2 separate regions of the Homo sapiens genome follow, and region 1 is linked to region 2. The links are chromatin loops, found by intact Hi-C in ENCODE. Cell type or tissue: OCI-LY7. All regions are shown on one strand. Links, peaks and the distances in the headings refer to the core of each region. The heading gives the core; the rest is flanking DNA. Region 1 has its middle 14 kb from the start of ASAP3. Region 2 has its middle 27 kb from the start of RPL11.

The links. A loop is a pair of places that touch in the nucleus more often than their neighbours do. Peaks named below come from ENCODE experiments on the same cell type or tissue, not always from the same donor. Only the 100,000 strongest peaks of a DNase experiment are listed, where the experiment ranks them.
Region 1: it touches region 2 in a loop (9-fold over the local background); 5 of 110 quality-filtered maps call a loop at or near these places.

The regions. Positions count from the first base shown.
Region 1 is chr1:23,492,544-23,504,178 of GRCh38, forward strand. No RefSeq gene overlaps it. Among named protein-coding and RNA genes, the nearest start is that of ASAP3, 14 kb to the left of the region's middle. RefSeq lists an enhancer at 10,819-11,635. In OCI-LY7, for the core only: a CTCF peak has its summit at 4,686 (motif pointing right); a DNase peak (open chromatin) is centred at 4,718.
Region 2 is chr1:23,659,050-23,670,684 of GRCh38, forward strand. No RefSeq gene overlaps it. Among named protein-coding and RNA genes, the nearest start is that of RPL11, 27 kb to the right of the region's middle. In OCI-LY7, for the core only: CTCF peaks have their summits at 6,377 and 6,576; DNase peaks (open chromatin) are centred at 6,002 and 6,352; H3K4me3 peaks cover 190 bases; H3K27ac peaks cover 1,751 bases.

The sequences.
Region 1 (11,635 bases), core at 3,147-7,146, 170 kb before region 2:
TGGCATGGTCTTCCCACAGATATCCACATGGCCAGTGTTCTCACTTCTTTCTGCCAAGTCTTAGCCCAAATGCTACCATCTCAGGGAGGCTTATCCTGACCACCCAATTTAAACTGCTATTGGCCAGGTGTGGTAGCTCACGCTTGTAATCCCAGAACTTTGGGATACTGAGGTAGGCAAATCACCTGAGCCCAGGAGTTCAAGATCAGCCTGGGCAACATGGCAAAACTCCATCTCTACAAAAAATTTGCTGGGTGTGGTGGCACACACCTGTAGTCCCAACTACTCGGGAGGCTGAGGCAGGAGGATCACCTGGGCCAAGGGAGGTTGAGGCTGCAATGAACTGTGACTGCACCACTGCACTCCAGCCTGGGCGACAGAATGAGATCCTGTCTCAAAAAACAAAAAGACTATGATGATGATGATGATGATGATGATGATGATGATGATTATTTGAGACAGAGTCTCAAATTGTCACCCAGGCTGGAGTGCAGTGGTGTGATCTTGGCTCACTGCAACCTCCACCTCCCAGGCTGAAGCAATTCTCGTGCCTCAGCCTCCTGAGTCGCTGGGATTACAAGCGCACACCACCATGCTCGGCTAAATTTTTTTGTATTTTTAGTAGGGACCAGGTTTCACCATGTTGGTCAGGCTGGTCTCGAACTCCTAGCCTCAGATGATCCACCTGCCTCAGCCTCCCAAAATGCTAAGATTACAGGCATGAGCCACTGTGACCAGTCAGGATGATGATTATGTTAGGTCTACCTAGATAATCCAAGATAATCACCCATTTCAGGGTCAGCTGATTAGCTATCTTATCACCTGTAATCTTAATTTTCCCTTGCCATGTAATATCACATATTCACAGGTTCGGGGGATTAGGACATTGGATATCTTTTGGGAGTGGGGCATTATTCTGCCTACTGTGATGGGTAAGTAAGAAAACACTGTTGGCCAGGTGCAGTGGCTCATGCCTGTAATCCCAGCACTTTGGGAGGCTGAGGCGGGTGGATCATGAGGTCAGGAGTTCAAGACCAGCCTGGCCAAGATGGTGAAGACCCGTCTCTATTAAAAATACAAAAAAATTAGCCGAGCGTGATGGCAGCTCGGCTGAGTAGCTGTAATTCCAGCTACTCAGGAGGCTGAGGCAGAGAATTGTTTGAACCAAGGAGGCAGAAGTTGCAGTGAGCTGAGATCGTGCCACTGCACTCCAGCCTGGACGACAGAACGAGACTCCATCTCAAAAAAACACAAAACCCAAAAAAACGACAACAAAAAAAACACTGTTGTTGGGCAATGACATATAGGGACTTTGAGCTATGAGTATACCTGTGCTCAAAAAGCTACCAGGGGGCCGGGCGCAGTGGCTTACACCTGTAATCCCAGCACTTTGGGAGGCCGAGGCGGGCAGATCACGAGGTCAGGAGATCAAGACCATCCTGGCTAACATGGTGAAACCCCATCTCTACTAAAAATAAAAAAAAAATTAGCCGGGCCTGATGGCGGGAGCCTGTAGTCCCAGCTACTCGGGAGGCTGAGGCAGGAGAATGGCGTGAACCCGGGAGGTGGAGCTTGCAGTGAGCCAAGATCGCGCCACTGCACTCCAGCCTGGGAGACAGAGCGAGACTCTGTCTCAAAAAAAAAAAAAAAAAAAAAAGCTACCAGGGATCAGGGATCCCCACTGCTTCCAGGATAAGGGCAAGATCTCTCAGCCTAGCAGGCAAAGCATGTCATGAATTGACCTATATTCCCATTTTATGAACAGGTACTTTCTGGCTTCCTTGCTTCCACTCTACCTGAAAGCCCTTTTCTTCCATTTATGATCTTGAAAGTCCTTCCATTGATTATGGTCAAGTTCAAATGTTGCCTCTTCCATGAAACCTTTTCAGAACCCCCAGAATGAGTCTCCCTCCACTGTTGCTACTGTGGAATTTGTCTTGATGGGAGTCATTTGTGTATGTACCAGTTGGGGGTCGTTCCCATCTAAGCGTGGGCACCTGGACCATGGAGTCCACCTCAGCATAGGTCAGCAGTTCTCACACTTGAGTGTGCATCTGAATCACCTGGAGGACTTATTAAAATGCAGACTCCTGGGGCCAACATCCAGAATTTCAGATTCAGTTGATGTGGGATGGGACCTGGTCATCTGCATTTCTTTTTTTTTTTTTTAAGACAGAGCCTAGCTCTGTCGCCCAGGCTGGGGTGCAATGGTGCGATCTCGGCTCACTGCAACCTCCACCTCCCGAGTTCAAGTGATTCTCTCCTGTCTCAGCCTCCTGAGTAGCTGGGATTACAGGTGCCCGCCACTGCACCTGGCTAATTTTTGGTATTTTTAGTAGAGACAGGGTTTCACCATGTTGGCCAGGCTTGTCTCGAATTCCTGACCTCAGGTGATCCGCCCATCTCGGCCTCCTGAATTGCTGGGATTACAGGCGTGAGCCACCATGCCTGGCCAGTCATCTGCATTTCTAACAACTACCCAGGTAATTCTGATGCTGCTGGTCTGGGGAGTACACTTTGAGAACCACAGGCACAGAAGCTGAGATGTTGTCATCAGGCTAGACCTGGCTTCAAATCTCAGCTCTGCCTCTTACTCTGTGATTCTGGATATGTCCCTATCCCTCTCCGAGCTGCTTTCTCATCTATAAAAGGATTCATCTTCCCCTCCCCACTGGGGTGATGTGAAGAGTAACAGGCTTAGGACAATTCCAATTAGGACAATTGCAGGTTCTTAATAAAAGGCCTGAAGCTCTACCTCTAAAATTTTCCTCCCCCTGTGTTTTGGCTTCCTAGTAGGTGCTCAATAAAAACTTGTGAATTGGTTTTAGGGGAAACTACTGCCTTGGACACTTGGAAAAAAGGTGCTGGCAGCCGGGCGCGGTGGCTCACGCCTATAATCCCAGCACTTTGGGAGGCAGAGGACAGCGGTTCACTTGAGGTCAGGAGTTCAAGACCAGCCTGGTGAAACCCCATCTCTACTTAAAAAAAAAAAAAAAATTAGCTGGGCTTGGTGGCGTGTGCCTATAGTCCTGGCTACTCGAGAGGCTGAGGCATGAGAATCGCTTGAACCCAGGAGGTGGAGGTTGCAGTGAGCCAAGATTGTGCCACTGCACTCCAGTCTGGGCAACAGAGCAAGACTCTGTCTCAAAAAAAAAGCTGGCAACATGAGAAGTGGTGGGTATGTCTGGGTCAAAGGAATGAATGAACTTCACACTGGTGAGCATTTTCCTGACAATAACAATCACGTCAGAAGTGACAGCAGATCAACTGTATTGCAAGTTCATGGTTATTTATCCACAAAAGCTTCCCTAGTACCTCCAAGGAACCTGGTGGCTGGTGGCCCTGCCAGGGTTACAGAGCTCAAGGGAAGGTGGTGGTCCTCAAAGGGCTCAGACCATGAGGAAGATTTGTGTAAGTAGAGAAATAATGAGGCCAGGCTCATACCTGTAATCCCAAAACTTTGGGAAGCTGAGGCAGGAGGATGGCTTGAGCCCAGGAGTTTGAGAGCAGCCTGGGCAACTTAGCGAGACCCCATCTCTTAAAAAAAATACAAAAATTAGCCAGGCATGGTGGTGTGCATCTATAGTCCCAGCTACTTGAGAGGCTGAGATAGGAGGATGACCTGGACCCGGGAAGTCGATGCTGCAGTGAGCTGTGATTGTGCCACTGCACTTCAGTCTGGGCAACAGAGGTAGACCCTATCTCAAAAAAAAGAAAAAGAAAAGAAAAAAAAAAGGGGCCAGGAGCAGTAGCTCACGCCTGTAATCCCAGCACTTTGGGAGGCTGAGGCGGACAGATCACAAGGTCAGGAGTTCGAGACCAGCCTGGCCAATATGGTGAAACCCTGTCTCTACTAAAAATACAAAACTTAGCTGGGCGTGTGGCGGGCACCTGTAGTCCCAGCTACTTGGGAGGCTGAGGCAGGAGAATCGCTTGAACCCGGGAGGCAGAGGTTGCAGTGAGCCCAGGTCGTGCCATTGCACTCCAGCCTGGGCGACAGAACGAGTCTCCATCTCAAAAAAAAGAAGAAGAAAAGAAAGAAATAACAGGATCAGGCTTGTCCCAGGGACCTGAAAGTACAGCCTAGTAGTGGTGGTGGGATAGGGGATTGCTGGCCTTAGGGCACGCATTGTCTGGGAAGAGGATTCCCTGTGGCTGGGACACTGCCTACAGGCTTCCCCAAGGGCCTGTTTCCTTAGAATACCAAATACACACACATGCAAATCGTGCTTTCTTTGCTGCTCCTGAAGCCAGGTGTCTTCTCACAGTTTATATTTGAGGGACCACTAGTCAAACTGTTTGTGGGCAAAAGACTGTGTCTTTGTTTCCCCAGAATCTGGCAGTGTACACACACAGAAAATCTTAAAGGTCAGAATGGAGCCCCCATAATGCCAGTTAGGAGGCTGGACCACATGGAAGTCACAAGCATGGCCCTTGGAGCTTAGATGGCCACGTTGCAGTCTGGTTGTATCACCAGGACCGGGACTAGGGTGAGGCAGGTGAAGTGCCTCTCTTGCTCACCCTTACTAGCTGTGTGACCTCACATAAGTAAATTCACCTCTTTGAGCCTCACTGGCAATAATAATGCCTATTCTATAAGGTTTTTGAAAAGATTGCATAGAATAAAACCTGGTCACTAAAGAGATCTCAATAAAAGGTAGCTTTTCCCAATTTCTGCATTTGGCAGAGTGGCCAGCAGAGGGCAGTGGTCCCCATGCTGGGAAAATAACCTGCCTGGGCAGAGGCCTAGCTAGCGCTGACGGGGCAAACAGTTCGAGTGGTCAGGGATCCCTTTAATTGAGGGACTACACGCTCCAGGAAGGGGTGTGTGGCCATAACTGGGTCAACACAACCACTAGCCAACAGATACACTGGGCATCCTGCTGGTCACCCTTTGCTGTGGTCACTTGTTTCAAGCGATTCTCTTGCCTCAGCCTCCTGAGTAGCTGGGACTACAGGCACACGCCGCCACGCCTGGCTAATTTTTTGTATTTTAGTAGAGACGGGGTTTCACCGTGTTGCCCAGGCTGGTGGTGAACTCCTGAGCTCAGGCAATCCTCCCGCCTCAGCCTCCCAAAGTGCTGGGATTGTAGGCGTGAGCCACCACACTTGGCCCTGTTCTACATATTTTAACCATGGAGCCACCTGGCCTTTTCCCAAACAGCTCCTTCTGCCTGCTGTGCAGCCTTCTCCCCTTCTTTCCTTAGGCAAGCATCTCCTTCAGGCCCCATCCCCAACCCTCTCTGAGTCCATCTTTCCATAGATGGAGCCCATCCGAGCTCCCAGAGCATTCTATTCTTCCTTGATGGTGGCATTTATAACACTTTATTAAACGACATATTTATAAGACATGAAGTTTGGCTAGAGGTTAAGAGTAGGGTTTCCTGGGGCTGCATGGCCTGGGCTCTATCACATGTTGTGTGACTTTGTACACATTGCCCAACCTCTCTGAGTCTCAATTTCCTCATTTGTAAACATGGGGCTAATAACAATACCTACTTTATAGGGTTTTGCCAGAAACCATTTAGCCATAACTTTTAATGGCAAAAACCGCAATTACTTTTGCACCAACCTAATAAATGATTTTGTTGTTGTTGTTTGTTTGTTTGTGGTTTTTTTTTTTTGGTTGTTTGAGATGGGGTCTCACTCTGTTGCCCAGGCTGGAGTACAGTGGCATGCTTATGACTCACTGCACCCTAGACCTTCTGGGCTCAGGTGATCCTTCCAGCTCAGCCTCTCAAAGGGCTGGGACTACAGGCCACCACCATGCCTGGCTAATTTTTTGTATTTTTTGTAGAGATGGGGTTTCACTATGTTGTCCAGGCTGGTCTCAAACACATGGGCTTAAGTGATCCATCTGCCTCCCAAAGTGCTGGGATTACAGGTGTGAGCTACCACGCTTGGCCGGAAGCTAAATGATGTTATGCACACGAGGCCCTAATTTGTTGAATAAATGAATGAGCAAGTGAGTGAATCCACTGGGCTGTGAGCTCCTCAAGAATAAGGATTGTTTTCTTTCTTTTTTACATTTTGCAATGTCTGAATCCCAGTGTGGGCATTGCATGTTATCTGGTGCGGTGGTCCTCCTGACCAGTATTCTCAACATCACCTTGGAGCTTGTTAGAGATGCCCTTTTTTTTTTTTTTTTTTTTTTTTTTTTTTTTTCAGATGGAGTTTCACTCTTGTTGCCCAGGCTGGAGTGCAATGACACAATCTCAGCTCACCGCAACCGCCGCCTCCCAGGTTCAAGCAATTCTCTGGCCTCAGCCTCTCAAGTAGCTGGGATTACAGGCATACGCCACCACACCCGGCTAATTTTGTATTTTTAGTAGAGACAGGGTTTCTCCATGTTGGTCAGACTGGTCTCGAACTCCCCACTTCAGGTGAGCTGCCTGCCTTGGCCTCCCAAAGTGCTGGGATTACAGGCATGAGCCACCACGCCCAGCCCAGAAATGTCCATTTTTAGGTCCCACCTGTGACCTACTGAATCAGAAATTCTAGGGATGGAGCCCAGCAAGCTGTACTCTAACAAGCCCTCTGATTCTGATGAGCGCTAAAGTTTGGGATCTACCCAGCCAGCACATAGAGGCTCAAAGGTGTTTGTCTAAATATATGTTCAAATCCATAAGCTTTATGTGGTTTGAATTAGAATTGGCTGTAAGCTCCATAAAATGAGGGGGCATGGTTTCCCTAGCACCAGGTAGAGGCAGGCGCATAGTAGATGCTCAAAAAAGGTTTGTGGGCCGGGCTCAGTGGCTCATGCCTGTAATCCCTCCTGCTTGGGAGGCAGAGGCAAGCAGATCACTTGAGGTCAGGAGTTTGAGACCAACCTGTCCAACATGGCAAAACCCCACCTCTACTAAAAATACAAAAATTAGCCGGGTGTGGTGGTGGGCGCCTGTAGTCCCAGCTACTCAGGAGGCTGAGGCACGAGAATTTCTTGAACCCTGGAGGTGGAGGTTGCAGTGAGCCAAGATCGTGCCACTGCACTCTAGCCTGAGCAACATAGCAAGACTCTGTCTCAAAAAAAAAAAAAAAAAAAAAAGGAAAAGTTTTGTGAAACAAATGAACAAATGAGTGAAGAGCCCTTTTGGTTCTTTTTATGGTTCTCAGTATCTTAGATTTTCCAAAGTTCAGTTTCATTACCTGTTCTCTCTTCCAGGATCTGTGGAAGGATCTACAAGCAAAGTAAACAGCTTAATATACAAAACAAAAAAGTATTGTCACACTGTTGAGCACTTTGAAACTCTCAGTTAGAACCCCCGAAAGGTCTGGTTTTCTATCCCTGCTGCAACTCAGAGCTTGAGGCACCTCAAGAATCCTGCTGCGGCCGGGCACAGTGGCTCACACCTGTAATCCCAGCACTTTGGGAGGCCAAGGCAGGCGGATCACAAGGTCAGGAGTTCGAGACCATCCTGACTAACACGGTGAAACCCCGTCTCTACTAAAAATACAAAAAATTAGCCAGGCGTGGTGGTGGGCGCCTGTAGTCCCAGCTACTCGGGAGGCTGAGGCAGTAGCTGAGGCTGAGGCAGGAGAATGGCGTGAACCTGGGAGGCAGAGTTTGCAGTGAGCCGAGATTGTGCCACTGCACTCCAGCCTGGGTGACAGAGTGAGACCTTGTCTCAAAAAAAAAAAAAAAAAAAAAGAATCCTGCTGCAGACGCACACCTGCCAGGCCTTGGCCACCCAGGGAAAGAGGAAGCAATTTCTTAAGGCAGGTAAACACCCTTGACAAGGAGGGAGCAGTAGTTATGACCCCACCTTGGAACAGGGTAGATGCCCAATAAATGTCTGATAAATAAATGGCACTTGTTCAGGACAGCATTGTAGTTAATTGCATAAGTTCGAAACAGACTGGCAGGGGCTTTTTTCTTATTCCTTGTTTTATTGCTTTGTCCGGGATCACTAATACGATGTTGATTTGTAGGAATGATACTGGATGTCCTTCTCTCATTTCTAAAGTTTCACCATTAAGTTTGATATTTGCTGTGGAAAGTAATTCCTGTGTATTCTTATTTAGCTATCAGGTTTCTAAAAACCGTGAATGAGTGTTGAATTTTTCAAGTGTTTTTCCTGTATCTATGGAGATGGTCACATGGGTTTTTCCTTTAACTTGTTAATGTGAAGGGTTGAACTGATTGCTAAATAAGAATACCCGGGAACCATCACCATATCACTTTTAGAATATTTTAATCACACCCCCATAAGACTCTGTGTCCATTAGCAGTCTTCTCCCCTCCCCAACAACCTTAAATAACCATGAATCTCTATAAATTTGCCTATTCTGGATATTTTATGTAAGTGAGATCATATAGGTTGGGCATGGTGGCTCACACTTATAATCTCAGTACTTTGGGAGGCCAAGCCAGGAGGATCACTTGAACCCAGGAGTTTAAGATCAACCTGGGGAACATAGTGAGACTTCGTCTCTATAAAAAAAATCAAACAATTAGCTGTAGGTTGGTTTTTTACTTTCTTGATGATGTCCTTTGCAACAAAGAAGTTTTTAATTTTAGGCTGGGTGTGGTGGCTCACGCCTGTAATCCCAGCACTTTGGGAGGCTGAGGCGGGTGGATTATGAGGTCAAGAGATCGAGACCATCCTGGCCAACATGGTGAAACTCCAAATACAAAAAGTAGCCTGGCGTGGTGGCAAGCGCCTGTAGTCCCAGCTACTTGGGAGGCTGAGGCAGCAGAACCACTTGAACCTGGGAAGTGGAGGTTGCAGTGAGCCGAGATTGTGCCACCGCACTCCAGCCTGGCAGCAGAGAGAGACTCCATCTCAAAAAAAAAAAAAAAAAAAGCTTTTGATTTTAATGAAGTCCAATTTATCTATTTTCTTCCTTTTGTTACTTGTGCTTCTGGTGTCATATTTAAGAAATTATTACTTTGAGAGGTGAGGCAGGAGGATCACTTGAGGCCAGGAGTTCAAGACCAGCCTGAGCAACACAGGAAGAACCTGTCTCTATAAGAAATTTAAAAATTAACTAAGCATGGTGGCAGGCAAGTGCCTGTAGTCCCAGCTACACAGGAGGCTGAGGCAGGAGGATTGCTTGATCCCAGGAGGTCGAGGCTGCCGTGAGTTTTGTTCACACCACTGCACTCCAGCCTGGGCGACAGATGAGACCTTGTCTCAAAAAAAAAAAAAAAAAAAAAGTAAGAAATTGTTGCCTAATATAAGGTCACAAAGACTTATGTCTATGCTTTTTCCTAAAAGTTGTATAGTTTTAGCTCATATATTTAGATCTTTGATTCATTTCTGAGTCAAATTTTGTATATGTTGTGAGTTAGGGGTCCAACTTCATTCCTTTTTTTTTTTTTTTTTGAGATGGAGTCTCGCTCTGTCACCCAGGCTGGAGTGCAGTGGCGCCATCTCTGCTCACTGCAACCTCCACCTCCCGGGTTCAAGCAATTCTCCTGCCTCAGCCTCCCGAGTAGCTGGGATTACAGGCATGCACCACCATGCCTGGCTGATTTTTGTATTTTTAGTAGAGATGGGGTTTCACCATGTTGGCCAGGCTTGTCTTGAACTCCTGACCTCAGGTCTCCTCCTTCTTCTTTCTTCTTCTTCTCTCTCTTTCTGAGGCAGGGTGTCACTCTGTCACTCAGGCTGGAGTGCAGCTCCATCTTAGCTCATTGCAACCTCTGCTTCCTGGGTTCAAGTGATTCTCCTGCCTCAGCGGCCAAAGTAGCTGGAACCACAGGCATGCACCACCATACCCAGCTAGTTTTGTTTGTTTTTTGTAGAGACTAGGTCTCACTATGTTGCCCAGGCTGGTCTTGAACTCCTGAGCTCAGGTAATCCACCCGCCTTGGCCTCTCCAAGTGCTGGGATTACACGCGTGAGCCACCGCGCCTGGCCTACTTTTTGTCTTTGTAGGTTTTTCTATTCTTCATGTCTCATGTACATGGAATCATATGTGATTTTTTGTGACTCGCTTCTGTCATTTAGCACCATGTTTTTGAGGATCATATTGTAGAATGTATCAGTACCTCATTCCTCTATATAGTTGAATAGTATTCCATTGTATGAATCTAATACATTTTGTCTTTCTGTTCACCAGTTGATGGATATTTAGGTATTTCCAGTTTGGGGCTATTACGAATAATGCTGCTAGAACCATTTGTGTCCAAGTCTTGTCTTTGCATAGACATATGTTTTCATTTATCTTGAAGCAGAAATGATCCTACTGCAAGTAGAATAATTCTATACCTAGGAGTAAAATTACTGGGTCTTATGGTAGTTTTATGTTTATCTTTTTGAGGAGCTGCCAAACTTTTCCAAAGTGGCTACAAATTTTACATCCCCAACAATGTATGAGGAACTTCAACAATGTATTGGGAACTTCTGAGTGTTTCCTCATCTATAAAGTGGGAATAAGAGTAACTCTGATTTCCTGAGGTTGTTGTGAGCATTAAATGAGATTATGGTGTATGAAGGCCAGGAAACCTTCCAAAATGACCAACCCCCTCCCACCAACTCCTGTAATGTATACCAGTCACTACAATTGTTACATTATTTATAATTATATTTTTATGTGTTTGTGTTTTGTGAGCATCCTGAAAATGGGAACTAGGTCTTATTCATATTTATCTTCTCAGTGCCCAACATGTAATATTCAGTAAGCTATAACAATATCCATGTACAAAGTATTAATGATTACACGTTAATGTCAAGAAAACTACAAAAAGCTCTCCCTCTCCCTCTCCCTCCCCCTCCCCCTCCCCCTCCCTCTCCCCGTCCCCTCTTTCCACGGTCTCCCTCTGATGCCGAGCCGAAGCTGGACTGTACTGCTGCCATCTCGGCTCACTGCAACCTCCCTGCCTGATTCTCCTGCCTCAGCCTGCCTAGTGCCTGCGATTGCAGGCGCGCGCCGCCACGCCTGACTGGTTTTCGTATTTTTTTGGTGGAGACGGGGTTTCGCTGTGTTGGCCGGGCTGGTCTCCAGCTCCTAACAGCAAGTGATCCGCCAGCCTTGGCCTCCTGAGGTGCCGGGATTGCAGACGGAGTCTCCTTCACTCAGTGCTCAATGGTGCCCAGGCTGGAGCGCAGTGGCGTGATCTCGGCTGGCTAAAACCTCCACCTCCCACCCGCCTGCCTTGGCCTCCCAAAGTGCCGAGATTGCAGCCTCTGCCCGGCCGCCACCCCGTCTGGGAAGTGAGGAGCGTCTCTGCCTGGCCGCCCATCGTCTGGGACGTGAGGAGCCCCTCTGCCTGGCTGCCCAGTCTGGAAAGTGAGGAGCGTCTCTGGCCGGCCGCCATCCCATCTAGGAAGTGAGGAGCGCCTCTTCCCGGCCGCCATCCCATCTAGGAAGTGAGGAGCGTCTCTGCCCGGCCGCCCATCGTCTGAGATGTGGGGAGCGCCTTTGCCCCGCCGCCCCGTCTGGGATGTGAGGAGCGCCTCTACCCGGCCGCGACCCCGTCTGGGAGGTGAGGAGCGTCTCTGCCCGGCCGCCCCGTCTGAGAAGCGATGAGACCCTCCGCCCGGCAACCGCCCCGTCTGAGAAGTGAGGAGCCTCTCCGCCCGGCAGCCGCCCCGTCTGAGAAGTGAGGAGCCTCTCCGCCCGGCAGCCGCCCCGTCTGAGAAGTGAGGAGCCCCTCCGCCCGGCAGCCGCCCCGTCTGAGAAGTGAGGA
Region 2 (11,635 bases), core at 4,473-8,472:
AAAAAATTGGCCATTATTTATTTAAATATTTTTTATCTTTCCTTTCCCTCTGCCTCCTTTGGGGACTTCATTTACATATATATTGGGCTGCTTGAAGTTGTTGCAAAGCTCCCTGATGCTCTGTAACTATTTTTAAATCTTTTTTTTTTAAATCCATTTCATTTTGGATACTTTCTATTGCTATGCCTTCAAGTTCACCAATCTTTTCATTGGCAGTATCTAACCTGCTGTCACTCCTAGCAAGGGTATTTTTCATTTTACATGTTGTTTTAATTTCTAGAAGTTTGATTTGGGTCTTTGAAAAGTCTTCCACGTCCAGGCTGGGCATGGTGGCTCACGCATGTAATCCCAGCAATTTAAGAGGCCAAGGTGAGAGGATTGCTTGAAGCCGGGAGTTCAAGACCAGCCTGGGCAACATAACAAGACTCCCCCTCTCCTGCCCATATCTACAAAATCTTCCATGTCTCTACTTATCATACTTAATCTTTCTTTTACCTGTTTGACCATGTGGGATACTGTATAGTTACAGTAACATTTAATTCCCTTTTCTGTTTTTTTCTTTTTCTTTCTTCTTTTTTTTTTTTTTTAGCCCAACCAGGATATCATGACATCCCTTTTCTATTAATTCTATCATCTGTATCATTTCTCAGTTTGTTTCTATTAATTTATTTTTCTTTTCATTTTAGGTCTTATTTACTTTCCTCTTTGCATACCTAGTAATTTTTAATTTGATGATGCCAGACATTGTGAATTGCACCTCTTCGGGTGCTAGATATTTTCGTGTTCCTATGAATATTCTTGAAATGTGTTATGGGATACTTAAGGTTACTTGGAAACAGTTTGATCCTTTTGAGGTTTACTTTGAGTCTTTTTTTTTTTTTTTTTTTTTGAGACGGAGTCTCACTCTGTCACCCAGGCTGGAGTGCAGTGGTGCGATCTCAGCTCACTGCAAACTCTGCCTCCCAGGTTCACACCATTCTCCTGCCTCAGCCTCCCGAGTAGCTGGGACTACATGCGCCGCCACCGCGCCTGGCTATTTTTTTGTATCTTTAGTAGAGACGGGGTTTCACCGTGGTCTCGATCTCCTGACCTCGTGATCCGCCCACCTCGGCCTCCCAAAGTGCTGGGATTACAGGCGTGAGCCACCGTGCCCGGGCTTTTTTTTTTTTTTTTTTTTTTTTTTTGAGATGGATTCTCACTCTGTCACCCAGGCTAGAGTGCAGTGGCATGATCTCAGCTCACTGCAACCTCCACCTCCTGGGTTCAAGCAATTCTCCTCCCTCAGCCTCCTGAGTAGCTGGGATTACAGGTGCCTGCCACCACGCCTGGCTAATTTTTGTATTTTTAGTAGAGACGGGGTTTCGCCACATTGGCCAGGCTGGTCTTGACCTCCTGACCTCAAGTGATCCCCACGCCTCCGCCTCCCAAAGTGCTGGGATTACAGGCGTGAGCCACTGTGCCTGGCCAGACTTTGAGGTTGTTAGGTGAGACCAGAGCAGCCTTTATTCTGGGGCTTATTTTGTCCCACTACTGAAACAATACACTTCTGAGGACTGTACCCAATCCCCCTGGAATTAAGAGGTTTTCTACTCTGCCTGGTGGGAACACAGAGTACTCCTGTCGCCATGTGAACTGTAGTGATTTTTTCCTCTGGTCCTTTCAGGTGATTCTTCCCCAGCCTCAGGAAGCTTCCTTACACACATGTGCTGATCAGTGAAGAGGGAGCTCTCTGCAGAGCTCTCTGCAGCTCTCTCCTCTCCAATACTCTGCCCTGAACTCCAGCCATCTGCGGCCTCCCTGGACTCTCAGCTCCAGCTGCTCAGCTCCAGAAGTCCATCAGGCTCCACCTGGGTGTGAGCCACGGTGCCCGGCCCCAACCCTCTTAATGCAGCTCCCTTCCACATGCCGCAGCTCAGAAACTCGTTCCAGGCAGCAAGGTGGGGGGCGGGCGGGCAATCATAAGACTCACCTCATTTGTTTCCCCTCTCTCGGGAATCACTGTCCTGCACTGGTGAGGTCCAATATCAGAAAACCATTGTTTCATAGATTTTGTCCAGTTTTTTCTATTGTTTCACTTGGGAGAATATATCTGGTCCCTGGTATCTCATCTTGGCCAGAAGCAGAAGTGTTCTGTATATTTAATGCACTATTTTAAAGTTTTTTAAAAGACTATCTTAAGGCCGGGCGCAGTGGCTCATGCCTGTAATCCCAGCACTTTGGGAGGCCGAGGCAGGTGGATTACTTTAGGTCGGGAGTTCCAGACCAGCCTGACCAACATGGAGAAACCCCATCTCTACTAAAAATACAAAATTAGCTGGGCATGGTGGTGCATGCCTGTAATCCCAACTACTCGGGAGGCAGAGGCGGGAGAATCGCTTGAACCCAGGAGGCGGAGGTTGCGGTGAGCCGAGATCGTGCCATTGCACTGCAGCCTGGGCAACAAGAGTGAAATTCCATCTCAAAAAAAAAAAAAAGACTATCGTAGTCTGTTTGGACTGCTGAAACAAAATACCATAAATTGGGTGCCTTATAAACAACAGACATTTATTTCTTATAGCTCTGGATGCTGGGAGGTCCAAGAACAAAGTGCTGGCAGATTTGGTGTCTGGTGAGGGCCCTCTTCCTGATTCATAGAGGGTGCCTTGTTGCTGTGTCCTGACATGGTACAAGGGGCTAGCTATCTCTTGGAGGTCTCTTTGATAAAGGCACTAATCCCTATCATAAGGGCTCCACTCTCATCACCCAATCACCTCCCAAATACCCCACCTCCTAATACCATCACCTTTGGGGTAAGGATTGTAATATATGAATTTGGAAGGACACAAACATTCCCTGTATAATCAGGATCAACTAAAGAGAAGGGTTCCAGGACTGTGCAGTCTTCAAAATATCCCCTAAGCATAATCACAGAAAGATTTGGAAAACCACATAATTCAATAAAAGGAGAGGTCTTTGTCTTAGGAGTCAGAGACCCAAGTCCCTCCTATTCCGTTCGGCATATGGGCTGATTTTCAGGCATGTTCAGGCTGGTCCTTGGTGCCATACCTGACTCATCTGTCTACAGTTGCCACTTCTTTTCTCTCTCCTTCCATCCACTCATCAGGTATTCCTGCCCCCACCATCCTCCACAGGTACCTGAAAAGTCCACATAAACATCAACCCCAGCTCCAAGCTGCAGGATGTTGGCAACGTGGCATCCCACTCTGCAGCGGGGGAATCCTTGCAATAAACACATTGGACAATGGTGGAGAGGTCTCACCTAGGTACTTCCCCCACCCAAATTTTAAGCTCTTTGTTTTGAAATAATTACACACTCAAAGGCAAGTGTTAGAGCAGCACACAGGGATTCACATATCAGTCACCCAGCTTCCCCAATGGTGAGATTTTTTTTTTTTCTTTTTTTTGAGATGGAGTCTTGCTCTGTTGCCCAGGCTGGAGTGTAGTGGCGTGATCTTGGCTCACTGCAACCTCTACCTCCCAGGTTCAAGTGATTCTCCTTCCTCAGCCTCCCAAATAGCTGGGACTACAGGCATGCGCCACCACACCCAGCTAATTTTTGTGTTTTTAGTAGAGATGGGATTTCGCCGTGTTGGCCAGGCTGGTCTTGAACTCCTGACCTCAGGTGATCTGCCTGCCTTGACTTCCCAAAGTGCTGGGATTATAGGCATGAGCCACCACACCCATCCCCAATGGTGAAATCTTATATAGCCATAGTATAACATCTAAACCAGAAAACTGACATTGCTCTTTGTGTATTACTATTAGCCAGTCTACAGACCTTACTCAGTTTTTACCATTTTTAAAAACTGCATTCATTTGTATGTATGTAGTTCTAGTTTTATCCTATGTACAAATCTGTGTAACCAGCACCACAGTTAAGATACAGAATCATTCCATCACCTCGAAATCACAGCCTCATGCTACCTCTTTGTATTCTCAGCCACCCTCACCCTCTCCCAGCTCCTCACCCCGTCTTCGTCCTCTGGCAACCACTAATCTGCTCTCCATCTCTATAGTTGTGTCACTTTGAGATGTTATGTAAATGGAATCACACAGTATGTAATCTTTTGACACTGGCTTTTTTTCACTAAGCATAACACTCTTGATGTCCATCTAGGTTGCTGCATGTATCAGTAGTTCATTCTTTGCTATTGCTGGGGAGTATTCCATGGTATGGATGTACCAGAGTTTGGTCAACCATTCTCCCACTGAAGGGTTGTTTCCAGTATTTTGTTGTTACAAATAAAGCTGCCATAAACATTTCTCAGGCCGGGCGCAGTGGCTCACGCCTGTAATCCCACCACTTTGGGAGGCCGAGGTGGGCGGATCACGAGGACAGGAGATCAAGACCATCCTGGCTAACATGGTGAAACCCCGTCTGTACTAAAAATACAAAAAATTAGTCGGGCGTGGTGGCGAGCGCCTATAGTCCCAGCTACTTGGGAGGCTGAGGCAGGAGAAGGCGTGAACCCGGGAGGCGGAGCTTGCAGTGAGCCGAGATGGTGCCACTGCACTCCAGCCTGGGAGACAGAGCGAGACACCATCTCAAAAACACAAAAAACAACATTTCTCTGCAAGTTTTTGTGTGAACTTAAATTTTAATTTATCTGGGATAAATGCACAAGAATACAGTTGCTGGGTTATATGATAATTGCATGTTTAGTCTTATAAGAAATTGCAGGCCGGGCGCGGTGGCTTATGCTTGTGATCCCAGCACTTTGGGAGGCCAAGGCGGGAGGATCACGAGGTCAGGAGCTCGAGACCAGCCTGGCCAACAAGGTGAAACCCTGCTTCTACTAAAAATACAAAAATTAACCGGATGTGGTGGTGCACCCCTGTAATCCCAGCAACTCAGGAGGCTGAGACAGGAGAATCACTTGAACCTGGGAGGCAGAGGTTGCAGTGAATCGAGATCATGCCACTGCACTGCAGCCTGGGTGACAGAGAAAGACGCCATCTCAAAAAAGAAATTGCCAAACTGTTTTCCAAAATGTCTATACCTTGTTACATTTATATATATATATATTTTTTTAAAAGTTATATATATATATTATATATTAAATATATATATATATATATATATATATATATATATATATATATATATATATATATATATATGCACCAGGCCCCAGTATTGGTTTTCCTTAGAGCTAGAAGCAGTTTTAGCTGGGAGCTGAAGTCTTAGACCAAATCAAAGTGCCTGAAAGTAGGCAGGGCGCAGTGGCTCACGCCTGTGATCCTGGCACTTGGGAAGGCCGAGGCAGCCGGATCACTTGAGGTCAGGAGTTTGAAACCAGCCTGGCCGACATGGTGACCCCATCTCTAATAAAATGCAAAATAAAAAAATTCACCAGCCATGGTGGCAGGCGCCTGTAATCCCAGCTACTTGGGAGGCTGAGGCAGGAGAATTGATTGAACCCTGGAGGTGGAGGTTGCAGTGAGCCAAGATCACTCAGTGATCTGAAAGTAGAATTTAAGGAATCAGCAAGCCAGTGGAAAAGGCTTTGGAAGGAGGGAAGAAAGAAAAGAAGAAGAGGAGATGTTGATGTTTTATAAGAAGAATGTAAAGCAGCAGATTGCCAATGGTGGGATTTCTGGCACTCTAACGGGCTGGTGCACAGAAAGACTTTCCAGACAATCGGGTCACTACCAACATCACCCTGGCCAAAAGCTCAGCCCTGTATTTTTTAAAGTCCAGATACCAGAAAAACCTCTTGAGAGGTAAAATGAAATTTCTGCAACAATAGGGAATTAGGACAGCAAAGAATCAGCATCTTTAAAAACCACATATTAGATATTTACTTATTTACATATTTCCACAGGCCAGTGTCATAACAAATATAGACCTTCCTACAGTACTTTACAGTTGACAAAGCCATTTTACTGCTCATCTGCTCTTCACAATAATTCTGTGAGGGCAGCTATTACCGTCCTTCTCTTAGTGGTGAGATAATGAGGCTCAGAGAGGTGAAAGGTCACACAGCCAGGAAGTGGTGAAGCTGAGACCTGGTGCCTAGTCTTTGGATGCCAAAGCCAGTTTCCTTCCCAACACTCCACAGATGCTTTCAGAAGCATAGCCTGAAAGGCCAGAGATGGGTGTCATAGGGCCTCACATTACCTTTTATGAACTTGTGGGAGTTATAGCCAAGAAATTACATCAATACACCAAGATGCAAAATAATTCATGGAAAACAAAGCTTACAGGAAGGTGAAATTAGCTACATTTCCCAACCATCCCTATCACTACCTGTAACCTAAGGGGAAAGACCAGAATTGGTGACAATGTGATCAGAAAAGTGTTGTAATAGCAGCCACCCAGGCATCCAAGGCCCTCCAATGTCCTTGGTTTTAAGATCATTTTTCTCTGCAGTTTGTGGCGAGAGCGCCCCCATGTGTTTCTTTTTTCTTTTCCTTTTTTTTTTTTTTTTTTGAGATGGAGTTGCCCAGGCTGGAGTGCAATGGCCCATCTTGGCTCACTGCAACTTCCACTTCCAGGGTTCAAGCAATTCTCATGCCTCAGCCTCTCGAGTAGCTGGGATTACAGGTGCGTGCCACCATGGCAGGCTAATTTTGGTATTTTTAGTAGAGATGGGGTTTCCCCACGTTGGCCAGGCTGGTCTCGAACTCCTGACCTCAAGTGATTGGCTTGCCTTGGCCTCCCAAAGTGCTGGGATTACAGGCATGGGCCACCGCTCCAGTTTTAATTATCGGCGGGGCGTGGTAGCTCATGCCTGTAATCCTAGCACTTTGGGAGGCCAAGGTGGGCCAATCACTTTAGGGCGGGAGTTCGAGACCAGCCTGGCCAACATGCAGAAACCCCGTCTCTACTAAAAATACAAAAATTAGCCAGACGTGGTGGCGCGTGCCTGGAATCTCAACTGCTCAGGAGGCTGAGGCACGAGAATCACTTGAGCCTGGGAGGCAGAGGTTGCAATGAGCCGGGATTGTGCCACTGCACTCCAGCCTGGGTGACAGAGTGAGACTCCATCTCAAAACAAAACAACTCAGTTTTAATTTTGAATATAGTGAATATAGATAGCTCTAATTTACATAATCAAATCCCTTTGGAGTCCCTTTAATAGTGTAAAGGGTTCCCAAGAGCAGAAAGTTGGAGAATCACCATATCATATCATTCTTTTTTCCATAATCTTCTTGGAAAACCCCCGTCTGTACTAAAAATACAAAAATTAGCCAAGCATGGTGGTGCGTGCCTGTATTCCCAGCTACTTAGGAGGCTGAGGCATGATAATTACTTGAACCCGTGAGGTGGAGGTTGCGGTGAGATGAGATCGCACCACTGCACTCCAGCCCAGGCAACGGGGTGAGACTCTGTCTCAAAAAAATAATAATAATAATAAATAAATAAAATATGAAATTTTTAAAAAATTAAAAATGTAATTATTTTAAAATAGCAGTATAAACTCCTTACATATTAACACATCACTTTTTGTTGTTGTTGTTGTTGGTTTTGAGACAGAGTTTCGCTCTTGTTGCCCAGACTGGAGTGCAATGGCGTGATCTTGGCCCACCACAACCTCTGCCTCCTGAGTTCAAGTGATTCTCCCGCCTCAGCCTCCCAAGTAGCTGGGATTACAGGCATAAGCCACAGCGCCCAGCAAATTTTTTTTTTTTTTTTTTTTTTGAGATGGAGTCTCACTGTCGCCCAGGCTGGAGTGCAGTGGTGCGATCTCAGCTCACTGCAAGCTCCGCCTCCTGGGTTCACACCATTCTCCTGCCTCAGCCTCCCAAGTAGCTGGGACTACAGCCGCCCGCCACCACGCCTGGCTAATTTTTTTTTTTTTTAATTTTTTGTATTTTTAGTAGAGACGGGGTTTCACCGTGTTAGCCAGGATGGTCTCGATCTCCTGACCTTATGATCCACCCACCTCAGCCTCCCAAAGTGCTGGGATTACAGGCGTGAGCCACCATGCCTGGCCTAATTTTGTATTTTTAGTAGAGACGGGGTTTCTCCATGTTGGTCAGGCTAGTCTCGAACTCCCAACCTAAAGTGATCCACCCACCTTGGCCTCCCTAAGTGCTGGGATTACAGGCGTGAGCCACCGCGCCCAGCCAACATACCACATTTTTAATTGTGAAGAATAACTATTTCCCAAAGCAAAAAATCACAGAAGGATGGCATTGTTTTACATTTTTGCAGATCTCTTTACTGTCTGGCTTAATAGAAGACAGCTAGATTCTCATATCTGCTTCTTCAGCCCATTGCAATTTTACATGTCATGTAGCCCCTAGAAAACACCACTGTGCACTCATGGGAGAATGAGAGGGAAAATGTCTTAGCATTGTTACAGAAATAGTTTTGACCTTGAAAACCCTTAGGTCCCTATGTGTCCCTAGACTACTCTTTGGGATCTGCTTATCTAATGTACATTCAAAACTACTTTGTAAACATTCCTATAGTAGCAAAAGTCAGGAGGCCTGGTGTTCTAGTCCTGTCTCTGAATGACCTGATTAGTTTTCTTGAGGAAGCCACCTGGTCTCTGGTCTGTTTTATCCTCCACTATGCCTCAGGGCTTAGCACAGCACTATAATTACGGCTGAAATAAACAAATAGCCAGGATCTCCCAGCTGGCGAGACTGATGTGGTAACCTATATGTTCTATTGACTTTTTTTAGTAGCCTCATTTTTACCAGTGCTGAAAGAAGTGCAACGTTCCCAGGTGTAACCATCAGTCATAGCTACCATTTACCATAGAGTAGCGTTCAAGGGCTTGAACTTTAGAGTCCAACACCCTGGGTTCAAATCCTGGTTCTGCTGTTTATTAGCTGTATGATCTTAAGCTAGTTCATTCCTCTCTTATTTCATTTGCAAAATGGAGGTAATAAAACTTCATTAATAAGTCACCACAGTGTTTTCAGAAAGAAAAAATAAAAATTAAAAATATGGCTGGGCACAGTGGCCCATGCTTGTAATCTCAGCCCTGTGGGAGATCAAGGTGGGTAGATTGCTTGAGCCCAGGAATTCAAGACCTGCCTGGGCAACTTGGTGAGACCCAGTCTACACACACACACACACACACACACACACACACACACACACACACACAAATTAGCTTGGCATGGTGGTGCCTGTGCCTGTTGTCCCAGCTACTCAAGAGCCGGGGGTGGGAGGATCACTTGAGCCCAGGAGGTCAAGGCTGCAGTGAGCGCTGATAGAGCCACCATTGCACTCCAGCCTAGAAGTGCTCTCTGTCGTACTTCTGGGCAACAGAGTGAGATCTTGTCTCAAAAGCTAAAAATAAAAAAATAATAAAAATTAGGCTGGGTGCAGTGGCACACACCTGTAATCCGAGCTACTTAGGAGGCTGAGGTTGGAGAATCGCTTGAACCTGGGAGCTGGAGGTTACAGTGAGCCAAGATGGTGCCACTGCACTCCAGCCTGGGCGAAAGAGTGTGACTCCATCTCAAAAATAAAACAATAACATAATAATTAAAATAAAAAAATAAAACTTCATTGAGTTGTTGTGAGAATTAAATGAGATAATCTGACTTAAGTGCTTAAAACAACACCAGATACATGGTGAGCATTACATAAGTGTTTGCTGCTATTGCTAATTTAAAGTCTTGCTGACCATGTGGTACGCCCATGTGCCAGGCTAGGCACTTTATGAATGGCCCTGGGTCACTTTGACTCTAAAACTTGCTCTTAAAGGAAAACCAGGCTGGGCACAATGACTCACGCCTGTAATCCCAGCACTTTGGGAGGCCGAGGCAGGTGGATTGCTTGAGCTCAGGAGTTGGAGACCAGCCTGGCCAATATGGTGAAACCTCATCTCTACTAAAAATACAAAAAATTAGCCGGGCATGATGGTAGGCACCTGTAATCAATCTCAGCTACTCTGGAGGCTGAGGCAGGAGAACTGCTTGAACCTGGGAGGTAGAGGGTGCAGTGAGCCAAGATTGTGCCGCTGCACTCCAGCCTGGGTGACAGAGCAAGACTCCATCAGAAAGAAAAGAAGAAAGAGAGAAAGAAGGAAGGAAGGAGAAAGAAAGGAAGGAAGGAAGGAAAGAAGGAAGGAAGGAGAAAGAAAGGAAGGAAGGAAGGGAGGGAGGGAGGGAGGAAGGGAGGAAGGAAGGGCCAGGCGCGGTGGCTCAAGCCTGTAATCCCAGCATTTTGGGAGGCCAAGGTGGGTGGATCACGAGGTCAGGAGATCGAGACCATCCTGGCTAACATGGTGAAACCCCGTCTCTACTAAAAATAAATAAAAAAAAAATTAGCCGGGCGTGGTGGCGGGCGCCTGTAGTCCCAACTACTTGGGAGGCTGAGGCAGGAGAATGGCGTGAACCCAGGAGGCAGAGCTGGCACTGAGCCGAGATCGCTCCACTGCACCCCAGCCTGGGTGACAGAGCGAGACTCCATCTCAAAAAAAAAAAAAAAAAGAAAAGAAAAAAGAAAAAAAAAGGAAAAAGAAGGGAGGGAGGGCGGGCGGGTGGGCCTAATTTTTCAAGTAATATATTCTGTTATTTTAAAAATTTGTGTCGGGGATGGTGGCTCACACCTATAATCCCAACACTTTGTGAGGCCAAAGCAGGTGGATTGCTCGAGCTCAGGGGTTTGAGACTAGCCTGGGCAATATGGCGAAACCCTGTCTCTACTAAAAATACAAAAATGAGCCGGGTATGATGGCATGTGCCTGTGGTCCCAGCTACTCGGGGCTCTGAGGAAGGGGGATCACTTAAGCCCAGCAAGTCGAAGAGGTCGAGGTTGCAGTTAGCCATGTTTACGCCATTGCACTCTAGCCTTGATGACAAAGTAAGACCTTGTCTCTAAAAATTTAAATTTAAATTTAAAAATTCAAAGACTTCTCCATCACACTGCCCTGTTACTGTCCCTTCTGACTCTCACCTTATTTGGGAACTTTCTTCTTGGTTGATGGGGAGCTTTAGAAGTAGAGGTAGGCCAGGTGCAGGGGCTCATGCCTGTAATCCCAGCACTTTGGGAGGCCGAGGAGGGCGGATCATGAGGTCAGGAGCTCGAGACCAGCCTGACCAACATGGTGAAACCCTGTTTCTACTAAAAATACAAAAATTAGCCGGGCATGGTGGCATGTGCCTGTAATCCCAGCTACTCAGGGGGCTGAGCCAGGAGAATCGCTTGAACTCAGGAGGTGGAGGTTGCAGTGAGCCAAGATCACGCCACTGTACTCCAGCCTGGGTGACAGAGCAAGACTCCATTAAAAAAAAAAAGTGACCGTGGAGTTCTCCTTCTCACTCCTGGTCCAGATGGGCAAAGGCTCCTTCACATGCTCCGGGGTGCTGGACAAGCTAAAGGCAGGGTGGAAACACTGCTAATGAAGACATACCTGAGACTGGGTAATTTACAAAGGAAAGAGGTTTAATTGACTCACAGTTCAGCATGGCTGGGGAGGCCTTAGGAAACTTACAATCATGGCAGAAGGGGAAGCAAACATGTCCTTCTTCATGTGACGTCAGGAAGAAGAATGAGAGCCAAGTGAAGGGGGAAGCTCCTTAAAAAAACCATCAGATCTTGTGAGAACTTACTATCATGATAATAGTATGAGGGAACTGCCCCCATGATTCAGTTACCTCCCACCATGTCCCTTCCACCACAGGTGGGGATTATGGGAATTACAGTTCAAGATGAGATTTGGGT